3 separate regions of the Homo sapiens genome follow, and all the other regions are linked to region 1. Evidence: read pairs that join two places in POLR2A ChIA-PET (ENCODE). Cell type or tissue: MCF 10A. All regions are shown on one strand. Links, peaks and the distances in the headings refer to the core of each region. The heading gives the core; the rest is flanking DNA. Region 1 overlaps SH3TC2 (SH3 domain and tetratricopeptide repeats 2). Region 2 has its middle 110 kb from the start of ADRB2. Region 3 has its middle 17 kb from the start of ADRB2.

Region 1 (6,511 bases), core at 1,182-5,181:
AGTGCTAGGGAATAAGACACTCTTTTTTCTGTTCCAGTCAAACACAGGGGAGAGGGAAGATAAGATGTAAACTTCTGGTCACCACCCTGAAACTGCATGAAGCTTAGGAATGAACAGGGAAAGCACATCCAAGAGATGGTGACATCTTTGAGGTACTATCAACCTGCTCCTGGAACCAGTGTGGTTTTTAAGTCACTTGAACCAATACATTTTTTTAAAATTACTTAAGCCAGTTTGAGTTTCACCTTCTGTTTCTCAAAGTGAAAAGAACCTGCATACAACTTCTTGTACATGAATATTGATATCACTTCCCAGATTTGGGACGTTTTCAGCTATTATTTCTTTAGATAGGCTTTGTGTCCCTTTATCTCTCTCTTCTCTTTCTGAAATTGCATTATGTAAATATTAGTTCTCTTGATGGTTTCCCATAGATCCCATAGACTTCTTTTATTCTTTTTTCTTTTTGTTCCTTCGACTGGATAATTTCAAGTGTCCTGTCTTTGAGTTCACTTATTCTTTCTTCTGCTTAATTGAACCTACTGTTGAAGCTTTCTATTGAATTTTTCAGTTTATTCATTATACATTATAAATATATACAATTATTATTTATCAATTAAAAATACATTTTAAAAGGAACAAATGCCATATAAATACCAACTCCACTTGACTTATAGTGACTTCCTGAAGAACTATATTGGGAAAAACCCTGGGGCCTTGTCTGGGCTCATGACTCATGAGGAAGGTATGCAGGAAGAGGGAAAAGGTGAAAATTGAGCATTCCTTGACTAAGTCGAAACCCCTGACTCAGTCTTCTGCCTCACTCTGGACTAGGCAATGCTTCATATATCTCCAAGGTTGGTCTTTCAGGTTGGCATATAGGAAGGAATTTGTCAGCATGTATCCCTGAAGGGTAAATGTCCACATTTGCTTAGATGTTTAGTGGGTATTCCAACCCTCAAAGAGCTGTGCTTGGTGCTGTAAACAAATTTGTTCCCAGTATCTGACCTAAGAGAACTTATACTCAGAAGGAGGCATCTGCTTCCTGCTTCACCTTGAAGGTTATGTACTCCACTCACTTCTTTGACCTCAAATAATTTGTAATCTGCAAATAGTCAAAGTGAGCAATGATGCCAAAAAGCATAATGGGTTATAGAGGTACCATTTACAAAGTGTATAAAACAGGACAGGAAGTGAATCCTAGGGATGGAAGCAATGGAAGATTACTCCCATTATTTTTAATCTGGTTTTCATGGTTCCACCAACCTGGGCAAGCTAATCTGGTTAACTGAGACTCTTCTTGATAGAACTTTTATTGGTTCTGACTCCACTTGACATCCTCAGAAAACAAACACTGAATAAGAATGAGCTACTTTTCTGGAAAAAAAAAAAACTATTCACTCAAAGCACTTAAAATCAAAACACACGCAAAAATATATTACTACTCATTTGAGGGTACCCTGTTATGAAGGTATAATTTATATATAATAAAATTCATTATTTTTTAGTTACAGAGTTCTATGAGTTTTGGCAAATGCATTCAATGCCATCACTACTACAATCAAGATATAGAACAGCTCCATCACTTCAAACAATTTTCTTGTGTCTTTTTTCATCAATTCTTCCTCCAACTCACAGCACAGATCTGTTTGCTGATCCTGTAGTTTTTAAAATGCCATATGGATTATATACAGTATGTAGCATTTTAAGTCTGACTTCCTCTAATTAGCATAATGCATTTGATGTAACTCCAAGTTGTTGCATGTATTGGGTGCTCATTTCTTTTTATTACTGAGTAGTATTCCACTGTATGAATACACCATAGTTTGTTTATCCATTTCCCAGTTTGAAGACATTGGGTTGTTCCAATTTCTGGCAACTATGAATAAATCCACTCTAAACATTTGTGTATAGGCTTTTGTATACATAAGTTTTCATTTCTTTGATATAAATACCTAGGAGTAGCAATTCTGGATCACTTTGTAAGTGTATGTTTAATTTATAAGAAACTATCAAAGCATTTTCCAAAACAGCTGTTTCATTTTGCATTCCCAGCAGCAATAGCCACTTTTATTTTTCAATGTGTGGAATGTCATTTTTATATAGATTTGGCCCACTATCATATCTCCATTAGGGCTCAAAAGACTTCATGTCTGTGCTGGGAGCAAAGTAACCTATAGATACCACTCGATCATTTTTCTGACATGAGACTTACAGAGTATCATCTCTAGGGTGATTTTTGAAAAACACATAAATGCAGAATCTTGGTGTTTAAAAGGAAATTAGAACTCATTAGTTCAACTTCTTTAAGTAAGGCTGTTTTGATCCAATTATAATCAATTTTCACTCACTAAGGCCCTGCTTAATAGCCTATTTTACTGCCCGTGTGAACTTGGGTATGTTACATAACTGCCTTAAACCACAGCTTCTTCATCTCTGCAGGGTTTTTGTAAGAACAAGAGAAAAAAAATGTATCTGAAATCAGAAAGCAATTAAATATTGTGCTAATTAAAAAACAGACATTGCTAGTGACTGTTCTAAAAACCTAATAGCACAAATCATGTGATTACTAAATGTTAGAACTAAAAGAACCTTAGAGATCTTCCATTAGGTCCCAGCTCTAAATGATAGACTTAGTGAGAAAACGGAAGCCCTGGAAAGCCAAGGTAACCCCACTCACTCCCTATTACATCTCCTTGTCTTACTTTTATCATAGCACTCATTTTTCTGCTGTTTCTCTGACCCTTTGTGAGTTAAGATCTGCCAGGGTAGCAACCTCCATCAACTACATTGCTTAGAATGCAGTAAGTTCTTAATAAATGCTTGTTGAATTATCATTTTAAAAGTGAACTTCAATTAGATTATTCATACACAACAGGTTTGAGTACATGACAGATACCTTTTTTGACAAATTATTAAGCCACTTGTTAGGGTGACTTGTAGGCATCATAATAAGCCAAATCAGAGCATAAGAATTGCTCAGTCAACCAAATGTGACGAGCCTAAATCCCATTCCCATGCTGTAATCTCCCAGTCCTGTTCTGTCTTGCTCCTCCAAGGGACACGTTGTATAAACAGCATCAAGTGTTAACTTGTTAAAACAGTTACACCCAAAAAATGCTGAGATTATTTAACAATGCAATAATATGAGGTCATATCAAGAATTCCAAGGAGAGGCAGAGTTTTCAAAGACTCCAGTTCAATGCCAGGGAGCTATTGTTTCTAAAATGATTTTTGGAAAATGAAATATTAATTCCCCAGCTAATGTATTTCATGGTAGTTCATTGTGCTTAATTCTCTAATCTGAAATTCTTTATTTTAGATCCATTCCAAAATCATCTTATTAGTCTCACACTTTAGAAGAAATGTGTAAATCAAATGCTTCTAAATTTAATTTGATTTAAATTATTTTAACCACTGTAACCCCTCTGTGGGGAGAGGAGAAAAAGCACATTTTTGCCAATGGTCTTTGTTCTGAACAAAGATTGGTTCTATCTGTCACCATTGGGAATGTTCAGGAATATTCTCATTGGATTGCAAGTGCCAAGAGGACAAGAACTTTATAAGTTTTTTTCATTGATCTATTGCTACAGCCTGGGGCAGTGCCAGGCACATAGAAGGAATCTAACAACTATTTATTGAGTATGTAAGTAAACTTGAGGAGATAAGGTGTTGAAACTCTCCCAGGCCTTATTCATGAGAGATCAGGCTGAGCTTCCAGCTAACATTTCTATCCCACAGCAGACCTGCATGGTCTTTACATCTATAGTCTTGGGCATATTCCATAAGACTTCCACATATTTGGCTGGGTTTCTCACCTATAGCATTTTCAAAGAGTCTCACTATATATAAACACTGAAATAACTAAGTGCCAGGAATGACTACAGAAACAAAGGGAAACCTTATAACGAGTGTGGTGGAGTGATTCAGTGAAGATCATCAGATTAAGACTGAGAAGAACAAAGCTGTGGTCACTCTCCCACCACTTAACAAGCATGGGAAGCTCACCAAGTCATGTCCTCACTCGAGGCCTCATTCAAAATCTGTGTGTGTGTGTGTGTGTGTGTGTGTGTGTGTGTGTGTGTGTGTGTTCTTTAGATCATGAAACTTCTCATCTGAAAATCTCCACTCTGTGGCCCAGAGTAAGCTTACATAGTGAGTGCACCTAAAGGTGAGCCATCTCCACTTTGGCCACTTCTCCAGATACCCACAAGGAAGTGCCGAGAATGCTGTTGCACCTCCTCTGGCCAAGGACAGAGAGTCATATCATCTGCCCACTTGGAGACAGAGAAGGTGACTTACCTAATATTTTTCCTGCATGTCTTAAGGACAAGGCTGGGTTCTTTTGGCCTTACTGGGTAATAAAAACTCTATGCACACAGGCTAGAAGTTGAGTGGTGGAAGATTCAAGAGAACAAGCTAGATTTTATGAAAAGTGGGTAACAAAGCATCTTTACTCCTTCTCCCATGGACATGAAAATCATTATCAAAAATCCTACCCCAGATGGGAATGTTATCTGGTCTTGTAAAGCTGCCTTACTATCTAGTCCCCAAGATAGCCCCAAGTGAACCAGGCTTCCCAGTGCTCATGCCATTGAGTAATCCCCTCCTATACCAGCTCTAGGCTGGCTTTGTATAACCAATAAAATATAGCAGATGTGACACTGTGTGACTTCTGAGGCCAGGTCATAGGAAGCTTTGCAGCTCCCCGTTTAATCTCCTGGAATGCTAGCTCTTGGAATGCACTCTCTTGGAACCAGCCACCATGCTGTAAGACGGCCAAGCCACATGGAGTCGACATGGCTCACGGCTCCAGTTGATCACAGCCCCAGCTGAGCTCCCAACCAACTGCAAGCATCAACTGTTAGCCCCGTGAGGAAGCCATCTTCGATGCCCAGCCCAGAGGAGCCTTTGATGACTCCAGCTCTGGCCACTATTGGACTGCAACAACAGTAGAGAACCCAAGCGAGAATTGCCCGGGTGAGCCCAGTCAATCCATCAGACCAACAGATGATGATAAGCTGTTTTAAATCAGAAACTTTTGGGGTGGTTTGTTATGTCACTTGTTCCACCTCATGGTTCAAAAACACGATCCCCATAACTTTAATGTTTAAGGGTTATCACTTTGCTTTCTTCTTTGGATTTGAGATGTCATTTGCAAGCAACCTTCTCTCTCACTCAAAATGTTTCCCTTATCTGGTCTAGTTGTGCCCTACTGAGCCCAGACATGAAGGAAATAAAAAAACAACCACCAACCACACACTCATATAACACACACAACACACACAAAACAATGTCTTGGATTGTGGAAGAATTTGCTATTGTCATTGTTTTTTAACGTATTTTCTTTATATTTCCTTGAGTTCCTTTTGGAGTCATTGAATTCCCTTTTTGAGTCTTTTTTCCAAGATTACAGGCTCAAGTCATGGGTTTTAAAAATAGCCATAATCTATTAACGACCTATTACATTCCAGCCACCATGCTAACTGCTTTAGACATATTAATTCATTAATTTTACAATAACTTTGCTATATAGGTATTTATTATCCCCATTTTACAGTTGAAAGAGCCATAGCTCAGAAAGATAAAGTGATTTGTTAATGCTACACAGATACTAAGCACTTTGAGACAAGATTTGAACCTAGGTCTACCTTAACCAGCATAAATATGGCTGAGGAATATCTGAATTCATTCACATCCAGAAATCACATTGTAGTTGTTGAATCCTTTGGCAGGAGCTATACCTTGGTCAGCAGAACTGTGTACCTTGGAAAATCACTCTGAAGGAAGGACTTACATGTGAGTTTTGGGGATTGCAAAGTGTTGACATTTTCAGACCACCTATGTATATTGCTGCAGATGTTGGTACAATTCTGTATTGTCCGGTTTGCACTGATAATAAAACAGTCTGATAAAATCTTATGCCATTCTTCCAGAACATGAATACTGGAACCACTCATTCAAGGGGATCTGGAGAGTGACCCAGGATAGAGTGAGTCACAGGGACCCAAGAGCTTCAACAATCTGGTATTCAGAAGCAGCTGGAATGAACGGAGAGAGAAGAACTATATAGCAACCAGGACATTTGGGAAATGTCCCTATGAATCAATCCACCTGCACTGGGGAAAAATGAGATACATAACAGAAAAGAATGAGTTCTTGGGGTGTGGGGATACACAAGTGTGTGCATGTTTGTGTGTATGTGTGTGTGTTTGATGGGGTGGGGGCTGCTTCTTTTCTAGGAGTCATTTCCAAGCAACCTCTCCTCTCACTCAAAATATAGCTCCCTTAAGCCAGTTTTCCCTGCTTTCTCTCATGGGTGAACCATCCTGGGGAAACTGAGATAGCCCCAAAGTAGGTTTCATGATGGTATGCTCTGGGTGCGCTAGGCTACTCTGTTTTGTTCTTTCTCTGATTTATTCCTGTCTCTGCTTGCACTTGCAGTTCCTTTCTCCTACTAGGACATTGGTCATTTAAAATATATTCATAGTAAGATGACAAACTGTTCCTCTTT
Region 2 (6,511 bases), core at 907-4,906, 49 kb before region 1:
ACTGGGTTGTCTGAGGGTTTGTCGGGCCTGCTTCAACTTCTTCATCTGCCTAGTACTGTGTCCTCCCCAGTCCTTTCATAGGTATTGATTCGTATAAACATTTTCCACTACAAGCCCCATCTTCACATCCACTTCTGTGAACCCAGCTTGCACCAGCCTTGGATGCCAAACCAGGGGTTTGGATGCGTTTTGTCACTATCAATATTCAGTTATTGTTCCTTTGCAACACAGACACTCCACATGTGGTCTGCCCAGATTCGAACATTCTTCAGTATATAGTGGTTACCTAGGCCATGGGCTGGGAACAATTCCCAGAGAACTGGCTGTAACCAGTTAGTTATACAGAATATCCTTTTACTCCTTTCCCACTTTTAGGTGAGAATTTGTCTTCCTCATTACCCATATCTCTAAGTGGAAGAACTTCATCTAGAAAACACTTGTCACATCTCTTCCAATAGCCCTCCTCATAGGTGGAAAAGGGAGTTATCTGACTGATCAGTTTAGGAGAAGAGATCTGAGGTTCTGGTTCTGGGTACCCTCTCTTCTCTCAGGATGGCCTCCCAAAGGAAATGAGACCACCATTTGGTCTGTGCTCAGAGCCATGCAGAAAGCTTGTTGGGCCCATGCTGTCCCCTCCAGGAAGACGTTGGTGGACATGCCTTCCAGGACTGGGTGGGGAGCATTTCCAAGCCCATTCAGCCCCACAGCTAAGCAATACTCCCCAATCTAGCTTGAATCAGCAAGAATGATGACATTTTGATCTTTGCCAATCTAACTCCACTATCTACCTGACACTCAGTTCTGAACTTGGGCAGGGAAGAGAGATGTTATTTTTCAAGGCCTCTAAAATAACCCAACATTCACAATCCAAAAGCTTACAATGTCTTAATGTATCAATTTATCAGTACTCAAGAATATCAGTAACTGCTATTGCATACATAAATGGTCAAATAAATACATATTGTTCTATCTAAAAGATAGACTCCCACCAATAAGATTAGGTTTATATATTCTATGGAGGGCTTCACTCAAGCTCACCAGGGACAATGGGCAGGAGCTATGGGCATGAGGCCATGGACAAAGTGGCTTAAAAACTGCTTTAAACTGCATGAAAGAATATTGCCTTCACAGCAATCCAGAGCATGTTTATACAAGGGAGAAGCTAATGAACTTAACGTCGGTGTATTTTGCATTAGGAATGCAGCTGAATATTATGAGTGTGAGGACTATATAAGACATTTCTAAAAAGATTAAAGGGTCTTTTCCTCTAGTATAGGTTTAGAAAAAAAATCAGACAAGCCTCTTTCTTGGATCACATACCGGAAGTTAAACAGTGGCAGGATGTCATGGTTTGAAGGGCCATAGACCTTGTTCCTGACCTGATTCACCAACACCAACTGGCTAAACGACCTCTCTCCAGTCATTTTAACAATCGCAGCTTCAGTTTCCACATCTGTCAAATGGCTATGATAACTTATATGCTCTCACAAGGGGTGTTAGGAGAACCAAGTATAATGTTTCATTATAGATCATACTAAGTGATATCATTGACTGGTGCTGTGTCCTGAAAACATTGCTAAGCATTTTTCATGGACTTTCATACTTGATCTTTCACCTTAAGCAGCTGATATTTTCCCTGCTTAACAGATGAGGAATCTGAGGTGCTGAGAGTTTAAGTAATTATCCCAGGTTCTCATAACTAGCAAGGGTGAGCTAAATCTTGAGCCCAGATCCCTGATTATCTGACCCCAAGGCCTGTACTTTTAACCACTCTGCTCTATGCCTTATATATTAAAAACAGTGTTGTAGAGTGGGAAGAATACTGAGTATTAGGTGTATTCCTAGCTCTGCCTCAAATGAGTCATTGGCACTCTCCAGGATCCCATGTGTGGAAGATATAATAACGGCCTCCAAAGATATCCACACCCTAATCTCTGGAACCTAAGAATATGGTATGACACATGCCAAAGCAGAATTCAGGTTGCAGATGGATTACTGTTGTTAGGCAGCTGACCTTAAGACAGAGTATCCTAGATTATCCAAGTAGGTCTACCTGAATCAAAAGGGTCCCTAAAAGCAGAAGAGGGCAGCAGAAGAGGAGGTCACAGTGATGTGATGTGAGACAGACTCACTCTGCATTGCTCACTTTGAAAATGGAAAAAGAGGCCATGAGCCGAGGAATGCAGGCAGCCTCTAGAAAGAAAGGCAGCCCTGCTAGCATCTTGATTTTAGTCCAATGCGATGCATATTGGACTTCTGACATACCGAGGTGCAAGATAATAAATTTGTGTGCTTCAAGCCATTAGTTTATGGTAATATGTCACAACAGTGATAGAAAGCCAATACACTATGCACCTGTTTGTCAAATGAAGGAATTGGGCTTGAAGTTGATTTCTACGGCTTTTGTACCTATGACATCTTTACCAATAGTTTTTTACTCTTTACTCATAAACAGTTCCTTCTAAAGCATGGGAAAGAGCACAGATATAAATGACAAGCAGTTGTTCCTGGAATATAACAGGGCATAGAGCCAGAATCTCAACACATGCCTACCTCCTCCCAAACAAAACTGCTTCTGCTACTCTCAGCTCCCCAGGCACCAGTCATCTCCCCCAGACCCCTCTCCAGGCCTGGAGTCCGCCGCAGACTGGCAGGCTTTGAGCCTAACACCATTTACTGTTGTGAAGCTGCGTTATTCATGCTGCTTGACAGACACTGTCCAAAGTGCCTATTTTAAAATATGAGAAATGGAAAGAAACATGGAGCACCAAGAACAAGAGTCAGGGTTCTCTCTCTCTCTCTCTCTCTCTCTCTCTCACTCTCTCTCTCTTTCTCTCTCTTTCCCCCAACTCTATCCCCAGCTGATCCACATTCTGGCTTTATTCCAAAACACTTGAGCCTCTTCTGTCCAAAGCATAGTCTCATTTTATATTTTCAGGAGCCATGGGAGACTGAGGGAAAAGGAGTCAGCCAGGTATGAAGGCTGGTGGTGACTAACAAAAGGCTGTTACCTAGGGGACAAAAGTATTCAATCATCCTTTGTCTTTGTTTTTGTTTTTTGTTTTTTCCAACATGTTGAGATAGACAATAGAGGATGGGGTATAAGAAGAGGAAGAGAGAATAGAAAGTTCTGAGCACAGAAAGGGAGGAGATATGAGGTCAGCATCCCTCCAGGCTGTAACTCCTGGAAACCTCAGGTGGAGATTCCTGGCAGCAGTGCGTGGCCTGAAGATCTCTGCAGGGTAATTTCTACAGTCTCTGTCACTGACTATGACAGTGCAATAGGAGCACAGGATGACAGACCTTTCCGACTGCCCATTTTCATACCCGCTTTTTTATTTTTGCCATAGCACATACCCTCTCTACCATTCTTTACCTTAAATTCTTCTTTAAGTGACATTTTGCTTTAAGAACTCTTTTCTTTAAAGGACATTTTTAATCATTGTCTGTTATTAAAATGCCTAGTTTTAGATGAGATTTCTCCCCAGTTGCTCACCCTCTTCAGTCCTCTTGTCTCTCGAGGCTCCTGGGAGGATGATAACTCCCTATACCTCCCGCCTCCTCCTTGAACTCTGCCTTGAGTTAGGTGGCACCTCATGATGGTTCTGGCTGGGAAGAAGAGACTTGTGTCACTTCCCAGCCAGCCAGAGCAATTAATTACTACTGGGAATCTTTCCAGTGCTGCTGCTTCTGACAAGGAGGCTGCATGTTCCAGGTGGAGATGCTCAAGGATTCACCTTGTACCTGGATTGCTAAGTCACCAGCTGAGAGTAGTTGTTGTAGAGCTGTAGTTTTTCAAAGTGTGGTTCCCAAATCAGCAGCAACAGCATCACCTGGGAACTTGTTACAGATGCAGATTTTCTGGCCCAACCTAAGAGCTACTGAGTCAGAAACTCTGGGCGGGAGGGGGCAGCAATCTGTGTTTGGACAGGGGATTCTGGTGAAAGCAATGGCTTAGGTTTTCTAAGGCCTATAGGGTCATGTGGCCCCACAACAGACTTTCTATGAGCATGAAAAAAACTTTGTTGTATTAAGCCATTGAGATAGCTGGAGTGTTTTGTCACCAGGATATAACCTAGCTTATCCTGATTGATACACTACTAGAAATGAAAAACAAGTATACTTTGCCAAAAATAGAAGGTAACTGTAAAGTGCAAACATCATAAAAATAGTTCTATTAAATTTGATGGTTATCACCTGCTAAAGGCTTTCAGCCTGGAGTCTACTCAAATTTCAATAAAAAGGGAGATCAGCACATTTTAAAATGTGGTTAAGGAGATGTTAGCATTAACCTAAGACTTTTTCCTTGAGGAAGAACTGACTCAGAATTGGAAAGGGAATATTGACTCTGCAAATCAGTGCTATTCAATGACTCACCATTTTACTGCCTGAAATCATCTCAGATACCACTAGTATTATGTGAACTACCCTTTCGGAAAATTGATTGGATCAACCTCTTTGTCTTGTGTTTGTGGAAAGCTGTGGTCCAGAACTGTGAATGTCCTTGTCCATGGTTACACAGCAAATTAGAGGCAGAACTCAGACAAGAACCCAGGTCTCCCACAAGCCCTGATCATGGGCACTTATTTTCCCAACACCCGACAACCTTCAGTCTTTCAGCAGCCATACATCCCCAATTCAGCTCATGGTATTACTGCAGAAACCCAGGCCCCTAACATGACATGCAGGGGGTTGCTGAAAGGAATGGTCAGGGAAGGGATCCTGAGGTCAGGAAACTCAAAGGCAAATATAAAGCCCCCTCTGATCTCATTTGTGCAGAGAACTGTGGAAGTGGGTAATTAAAGAAAACATAAAGAAACAGCTAGTATAGTGAAGGAGAAACCAGGAGATGGAGAATGAATTCGTTTCCTGTGGCTGCTGTAACATATTCCCACAAACTTGGTAGCTTATTCTCTCACTGTCTTAGAAATCTGAAATCACTATCCCTGGGCCCAAAGGTGGACCAGCTCAAGGGGAGAAACTCTTCTTTGCCTCTTCCAGCTTCTGGTGGCTGTGAGCATTCCTTGACTTGTGGCTGCTTCACTCAACTGTCTGCTTCAGTAATCTCTAACTGCCTCTATTTTGTAAGGATACTGGGATAGCATATAAGGCCTGCCTGGATAATCTAAAATAATCTCTTAATTCTCAAACTCTTGGGAATTTCATCACATCAGCAAAGACCATTTTTCCAGATAAGGTATTATTTACAGGTTCCTGAGATTAGGACATGGCTAGGTTGGTAGGTGGGGTGGGGATGTGTGCATTCTTCAACCTACCGTGGAGAGTCTAGTTCAAGGTCTACCACCAGCTCAAGCTGACCTCTTAGGCAAGTCCATTTCCCTCTCTGAGCCTAGGTTTCCCTCTGGTAAAATGAGAGGGTCTGCATGAGATGATTCCAGAGGGTTCTTCCAACTTTGGCAGTAGGAGTTCCCTGGATAGTAGGAGGTCTCCTCTATGCCCCTAAAGGGCACATGCAACCCAAAGCAAGAGGTTCTCAAGGATTACTTAATGGCAGAAACTAGAGCAGAGCCCACATCTTTTGACTAGTAATTCCTCAATACACTGACCACCCTCCTCCACTCCTTATACCTGCCTCCACCCTCTCCTCCTTATACTGGCCACTCTCTGGTGGCCACTGAAAAACTACTGTGGCCAGCTCCCAGAGAGGTGAGATGCCACATCACAATGAGGACTTCAGAGAACCTGCCTAAGTCCTGAGGTGTGCCAAGGACACCTAGTCCTCACCTCCTCCAAGGCCCTGGGACATCATGAAAATAAACAGAGATCTAATTCATAAATCCTTTGGGGACAAAAATAGGCTGAAACAAAAGGAACTGGTGAAAGCTCCAGAGCCCCTAGAGTTGGGTTTTTGAAAAGAAGCTCTAAAGCCCTGTCTTGACTCTTTCCTAGGACTGGAATAGAGTAATGCAAGCACCCCCAGGGCCTTGACCTGCCTGGACGATTGGCTGTGTGGAGGGTGAAATAAGTGTAGATACTAATCATATTAGGAAAAATGAACACATTTGTTAATATTGAGTGCTGGCAAACGTTGGAAAATGGGTACACCCATACAATGCTAGTGGGAATGTACATTTGTACAACCACTTTGAAGAGCAATTTGGCAGCATGTACTAAATTAAAAGGTATATGATCCTATGATTGAGTAACCCCACTCCTGGCATTGCCTGTGCTAGAAAAACACAAACAATTGTACCAAGAGGTATTCATAAAGCTATCTGTTGCCACTTTGCTGTCAAATGCACTCCCTGCTCTGTTCATTGCTGGAAACTATATTCCCAGGATTCCTTGCCCACTGGCTTCTGGGCAGATTTGGTCAATGGGAGGCACTGGTGAAAAGCTAGAGGGAGGAAAAGAGAAACTAAGGTGTTTCTTCCCTTCTGTCCCAGAGCACCTTTCACAGTCCTAGCTCCCAACACAGGGCCTGCCCTGACTTCTGTGCTCTGCCAACACCACTTCCTCCTAGGAGTGCTCTCCAGCTGTAGGGGGGGGT
Region 3 (6,511 bases), core at 1,668-5,667, 180 kb before region 1:
TGATAAGACTGAGAGCTAAGAGATGAGCAAGAAAGTAAGAGATAAACAGAAGGGAAGGAAAGACTTTTAGACATTGGGAACAGCATGTGCAAATACCTGACTCACAGGAAGGGCTGAGAAGGTCAGCATGGCTGCAGCACGCTGTGAGGGACATGCAGGGCTGTCTCCAGAGGCCCATGAGCTGTGGGACAGAGGAGCGATGGGGCTTGTTCTGTGTGGTCTGCAAATGCATCCATTAGGGGTGCTGCAGACAGTTATTCAGTTATTCTAAGAGACTTACGGTGGAGGTGCTGGGAGTTTCTTTATTTTAAATTCATGAAAATAAAAAGGTAGCATTTATTCAGTTTCACCATGTGCCAGGCCCTGTCTAAATAGTTGTCTCGTGAATCCACACAATAGTCTCAGGTGGTAAGTGCTCCCGTTACCTACTGCTGTGTAACAAACAATCTTAAAAGAGCTGGTGGCTGGAGTAGGCTGGGTGGGGGATCTGTCTCCATGCAGCTGCTCCATCGCATGGCTACTTTGGGCTTCTTCATAGCATGGAGGTCTCTGAATAGTATACTTCTTACATAGTGGAGGACTTTCCCCAGAGCAAGCAGTTCTGGTGAGACAGGCAGAAGTTGCCAGTCCCCTAAAAGCCTAGCTCCATAACTGGCAGCCTCACTTTCACTGAATTCACTGGACGTAGCAGTCACAGGTCAGACCACATTCGAGGAGGTGGAAGAATAAACTCCACTTCTTGATGGGGCAATGGCATGTGCATGAAGGATACAAGGAATCCAGGATGGTTATCTTGGAGACAAGCCTTTATACAATCCCCATTCTACAGATGAAGGGACCAAGGTTAATAGACACACTTTCCCAAGATCATACAGTCAGCAGCAAGTGGCAGAATTGGGATGCAAATCCAGGTCTATCTGACTTCAAAACATCCTGTCTTTAGTTACTGTCATGTTCCTTTCACAGGATAGGATGGGGCCATGAGAAAAGTCCTCAGCTGTGAGTCCTGGGTTCTGATCCCTGCACTGCCTCCAATTTGCATGTGACAATTATAAGCCACTTCCCACCTGTGGGCCTCAGGCTTCTCATCTGTGCAGGGAGAATTGGACTCCTGGGTCTTGCATGGCAGTCCCAGCTTTAGGATTCTGGGGTTTTGAGGGTCTGTGCTGCATCCTCAGGGCTTGTTGGTCACTGACCTGCTGCTTCACTCAGCATGTCAGCCGAGTGAAGCATATCAGCATGTCAGAGCCCTCCAAGGGGCAGTAGCCTCTGTTCTTCCTCTTTCCCTTCCCTCTTAGCAACACTCTGCTTTGCTCCCGTGGCTGCTCTGTTTACCCAGTCTCTCCTCCATTTTCCAGTAACCAGTAAGAAGTACTTTAGGTCTCTCCTCCTCAACAGGCTCCCCTGAGTGGCTGATTTTAATCTTGACTCTGAACTTCACAGAGGCTGAGACCAACATCTTTTTATGAGTCAGTGCATATCAGTATTTGCTGAGCTTTGCAAATAATTGGCAGCTCAAGAGTGAATTGAAGGATCATTCATATAAGCAATTGCATGTTCTTGTTTTGTTCAAACCAACAAACTATACACACAACTGCAGACCGTTGAGGACAGCAATTGTGTCTGAATTACTCACCATTGTATCAACAGCACCTTGCAAAGTGACTGACCCAGAAGAGGTAATCAAATTGTTACACTTTTTGGTTGCATTGGCAAAATTTATTTAAATCCCTGACATTTGAATCTTTAAATATTAGTTTTACGGTTCAATTCACCCGCGAAAATATTTGAGTGCAATTTTCCTCTTTTGTCTATTCTATTATAGTTACTGATAATTTTTCTCCTTATTGGTTTTTGCAAGTCTAATATTGTTTTTCCCTAGGAATATCCCCTTTTCCACTTAAGCCACTGAAATTTAAACTTCCCTTCAGGCCTTTTCCTTTTCTTTTCTGGCTCAGCTAAAAGGTAAAATAAATCAGTAACAGAGATTGAGAGTCAGAAACCATATATTCTAGACCTGTTTCTCCTACTACCTCTGTGATATTTCTCAAATTCTTTCCTCACTAAGGACCTGTTTCCCTGTTTGTATTAAGAAAGGGTTGGTATGTCAGTGGATATTTTTCAGCAATGGAAGATTTGCACAAATACAAATTTACGCAGAAGCAGGATACAGAAAGCAGCCAGAAGTGGAGCAGCACCAGCCGGGGTGGGGACCAAGACCTCCCACCCTCCTTGGTGTCTGTCTGCCTTTGAGGTCCCTCTGCCAAAGTGGCGCTCTGCTGAGCAAAGTAATCCCTCAGGGCACTCCAACTCTGAGACAGAATGATTTATAGCCCTGTTAATCCACCAGGCTGTCAAAAACGGCCACATCAGCAGACATACACAGAGACATGCAGTCACATACACTCAGGACAAAAAATAAGCCCCAGAAACTGCTTGAGCAAGCTCAGGCTTTTCTCTAGCACCTTCCTCATTTGTTCAAGTTTTTGCCATCTTTATTTTCATTTCCTGGTTTCTTCTCACATCCTTCCTCTTTTCCCCTCCAAGTTACTAAAAATTCTAACAATTTCTACTTTTACTTCTTTGCTGTTATCTGCGGCACATCGTTGCCCCACCCCCACTCTTGGTCGCTATAGTCACAGATTTATTATTGAGTTTGTTAACTTTTGCTTCTCAATTTCTCCACCCAAAAAAAGAGGAGATGAAGGAAAGGACTCTTGTGGCCATGACACTATATTCAAGAAATCTGTGGAGCATTAGTTTTGATTTTCGGTTTTGTTTTTACTGAATTGCACTTTTTAATAGTAGTCATAGTAAAAACTCAAACAAAACAGGTGAGTACCAAAATGAAAGTAAAAGTATACTGTCGGGGCCGCTCCACAGGTCCCATGCCCCAGTCCCTAGTCCCCTATGTTATATATACGTTGTTAATTGCTTCTACTTTCCAAAATATGTTTGTGAATATAAACACGTGTTACTTATACTAAAAGGCGATATTTTACGTAGTTTTGTTTCAACCTTTCTTACTTCATATCTGGGAGATCTTTATGTACCAGCATATATATCTAGTTCATTCTTTGAACTACAGCATAAAATGTCATTGTACATTAGACTAATTTATTGAATTTATATACACATATTCCTATGGTGAGCATTTATGTTGGATAGATGCCACATACAACTGTTTGTTTACACAAATGGAGACATGCTACTCACACTTGTACAATTCACTTTTTTACTTCTTGATGTATTTTAAATATTGCTTCAGATCAGCTGGCACAGAGCCACCTTTCTAAAAAAATAATAGACTTCCAGCCTGAGCAATATGGTGAAACCCCATCTCTACAAAAAATACAAAATTAGCTGGATGCAGTGGTCCCAGCTACTCAGGAGGCTGAGGTGGAAGGATCACTTTAGCCGGGAGGCAAAGGTTGCAGTGAGTCAAGATCTCACCACTGCACTCCAGCCTGGTGACAGAGTGAGACCCTGTCTCAAATAATAATAATATTAGACTTTATTTTTTAAAGCAGAGGTTCACAGTAAAACTGAGTAGAAAATACAGAGATTTTCCTTACACTCACTGCCCTCACACACACACACCCACACACACACAGCCTTCCCTACTAGCAACATCCCACACCAAAGAGGTATATTTGTTACAATCGACGAACCTATACAGTCAAATCATAATCATCCAAACTCCACAGTTTATGTTAAGGTTCATTCTTGATGTACATGCCAAGGGTTTTGACAAATGTAGAGTGACATATCTTACATCTAACATTATGGTATCCTACAGAATAGTTTCACTGCCCTAAAAATAGTTTCACTGCTCTTCTGTGATCCATGTACTCATCCCTCCCTCTCCCCAGGCCCAGGTCCATACAGTAAAAACAGGATGGGGCCATGAGAAAAGTCCTCAGTATGGATACAGTAAAAACATCCTGTTTTTACTGTATCCATAGTTTTGCCCCTTCCAGAATATCATATATAGTCATGTGCCAATTAGTGACTGGGATACATTCTGGGAAATGCATCATTAGTCGATTTCATCATTTTGCCAACATCATAGAGTGTACTTATACAAACCTAGATGACAGAGCCTACTGCACACCTAGGCTGTATGCTATAGCCTATTGCTCCTAGGCTATAAACCTGTACAGCTTGTTACTGTCCTGAATACTGTAGGCAACTGCAACACAATGGTAAGAATTTGTGTAGCTAAACATAGAAAAGGTACAGTAAAAATATGGTATAAAATATAACAAATGGTACACATTTTAGGGCACTTTCCGTCAATGGCAATTGCAGGAGTGGAAGTTGCTCTGGGTGAGACGATGAGGAAGTGGTTAGTGAATGTAAAGACCCAGGACATTACTGTACACTAGTATAGACAGTATAAATACTGTTTGCTTATGCTATGCTGAATTTATAAATAAAATAATTTTTCTCTCTTCAACAATAAGCTTAGATTATTGTAACTATTTTACTTTAAAAACAATTTCTCTTAACTTTTTTATTCTTTTGTAGTAACACAGCTTGAAACACAAATACAGAGGAAGATAATTTTTTTCTCTCCTTATATCCTTATTCTATAAACTTTTACCTATATTAATGTTATTTTTATTTTTTACTTTTTACATTTTTCTTTAAAAACTAAGACACAAACACACCATTACCCATTAGCCTAGACCTATGTAGGGTCAGGATCATAAAAATCGGCACCTTCCATCTCCACACCTTATCCTACTGGAAGGCCTTTAAGGGCAATAACACCCAGGGAGCTGTCATGTCCTGTGATAACAATGCCTTCTTCTTCTGGGATACCTCCTGAAGGACCTGCCTGAGGCTCTTCTTGAGATGTCACTCTTTTCAGAAATGTGTTCATGGTGGTTTGTTTGGTTTGTTTCTTTTATTCATCATAGATTTGCTTGTAAATAGATAATGCACGATGAACATTCCTCTCTACTAATGAAAATCATTTCATGTTGGAGTCAACATTTTCAAACGTTTTAAGGAGTTTGTTGAGGTCTGCAAAAGCTTCTGCCTAAACCCATCACTGTGAATATCCTTGGGGGCTTTTCTTTTTTTCTCCTGTAGTTTCCTTTCCTCTTGCTATGCATTTCTGTTCTGGTTCCAGTAACTCGTCATTAGTCAATTCCTCAGTGACCACATCTGTGACCTCCTCAATATCATCCTCCTCCACATCCAGCTTAAAGTTGTTTGCCATTTCAACTAAAGCCTTGTGAATATTTTTTTTTGCAACATCCTCATCCTTAGCAATGTTTTGAAGTCATGGACAAATGTCTTCAATATCTCTTCCCAGATAGCATTTACACACTCCTTGGTGACTTCACCCCCAACTTAACCAAGGTTGTTGATGCTGCCATAGATGTTGTAATCCTTCCAGAATTGCACCAGTGTGTTTAAAAAGGATCTTTCTTATTTGCAGCAATAGCCTAGGCAAAGGTCCTCCTCAGGTAGTAATCAGGCCTTAAAAGCTGCTATAACTCTTTGATCCATTAGTTGGAACAAAGGGGTGGTGCTTGGAGAGAGAGACAACAGTGTGACGTTGAATGAAGATAACCAAAAAAAGAAGGATGTGCAGGAGCATTATCAAAAATAAGCAAAACCTTGAAAGCATATTATTCCCCAAACAGTACTTCTCCATTTCACTGGCAAAGTTTAAGGAGGACATCTTGGAAGAGGAGCTGGATCATTCATAACTTATTATTCCTGTAGTACACTGCAGTGTGTGCTTACTGATATGCTTGAAGGCCCTGGGGTTTTCACTGTGCCAGATCACAGAGGATTTCAATTTGTAGCCTGAAACATAGCCCCCAGGCAGGGCTGTTCCTTTTTTTTTTTTTTTTTTAGACGGAGTCTCGCTCTGTCGCCCGGGCTGGAGTGCAATGGCGCCATCTCCGCTCACTGCAAGCTCTGCCTCCCGGGTTCACCCATTCTCCTGCCTCAGCCTCCCGAGTAGCTGGGACTACAGGCGCCCGCCACCACGCCCGGCTAATTTTTTGTATTTTTAGTAGAGGCGGGGTTTCACCGTGTTAGCCAGGATGGTCTCGATCTCCTGACCTCGTGATCCGCCCGCCTCGGCCTCCCAAAGTGCTGGGATTACAGGCGTGAGCCACCTCGCCCGGCCAGGGCTGTTCCTTTTAAGGAAAAGCCTTGAAACTTGGCATTGACTTGGCATCCTTTTGGACGAAGGTCCTTTCAGGCATGTTTCCAGAACAGAGAAATTTCATCCATATTTGCTCTGGCAAGTAATTTTGCTCCACAATCAACTTATTAAGAGTTTCCAAAAATTATTCAGTTGCCTTCGCTTCAGCACTCACAGATTCACCACTCGCTTTCACATTATGTAATACGTAAGAATTCTTGAATTGTTTAAGCCAAACTTGTCCAACCTGCTGCCCGTGGGCCACCTGCAACCCAGGAAGGGCTTGAATGTGGCCCAATACAAACTTGTAAACTTTCTTAAAACATTATGAGATTTTTT

The links. Peaks named below come from ENCODE experiments on the same cell type or tissue, not always from the same donor. Only the 100,000 strongest peaks of a DNase experiment are listed, where the experiment ranks them.
Region 2: POLR2A ChIA-PET joins it to region 1 with 5 read pairs; 2 of 35 experiments call an interaction of 5 or more read pairs at or near these places.
Region 3: POLR2A ChIA-PET joins it to region 1 with 5 read pairs; 3 of 35 experiments call an interaction of 5 or more read pairs at or near these places.

The regions. Positions count from the first base shown.
Region 1 is chr5:148,983,769-148,990,279 of GRCh38, forward strand. It overlaps SH3TC2 (SH3 domain and tetratricopeptide repeats 2), which reads right to left. Exons shown (of 17, transcript NM_024577.4): 17 at 1-6,511. Among named protein-coding and RNA genes, the nearest start is that of MIR584, 75 kb to the right of the region's middle. RefSeq lists an enhancer at 209-1,408. In MCF 10A, for the core only: no CTCF peak of the experiment used is centred there; a DNase peak (open chromatin) is centred at 3,043.
Region 2 is chr5:148,935,539-148,942,049 of GRCh38, forward strand. No RefSeq gene overlaps it. Among named protein-coding and RNA genes, the nearest start is that of ADRB2, 110 kb to the left of the region's middle. In MCF 10A, for the core only: no CTCF peak of the experiment used is centred there; a DNase peak (open chromatin) is centred at 3,203.
Region 3 is chr5:148,806,689-148,813,199 of GRCh38, forward strand. No RefSeq gene overlaps it. Among named protein-coding and RNA genes, the nearest start is that of ADRB2, 17 kb to the right of the region's middle. RefSeq lists a silencer at 2,385-2,464 and enhancers at 2,755-2,804, 2,855-2,904. In MCF 10A, for the core only: no CTCF peak of the experiment used is centred there; a DNase peak (open chromatin) is centred at 3,273.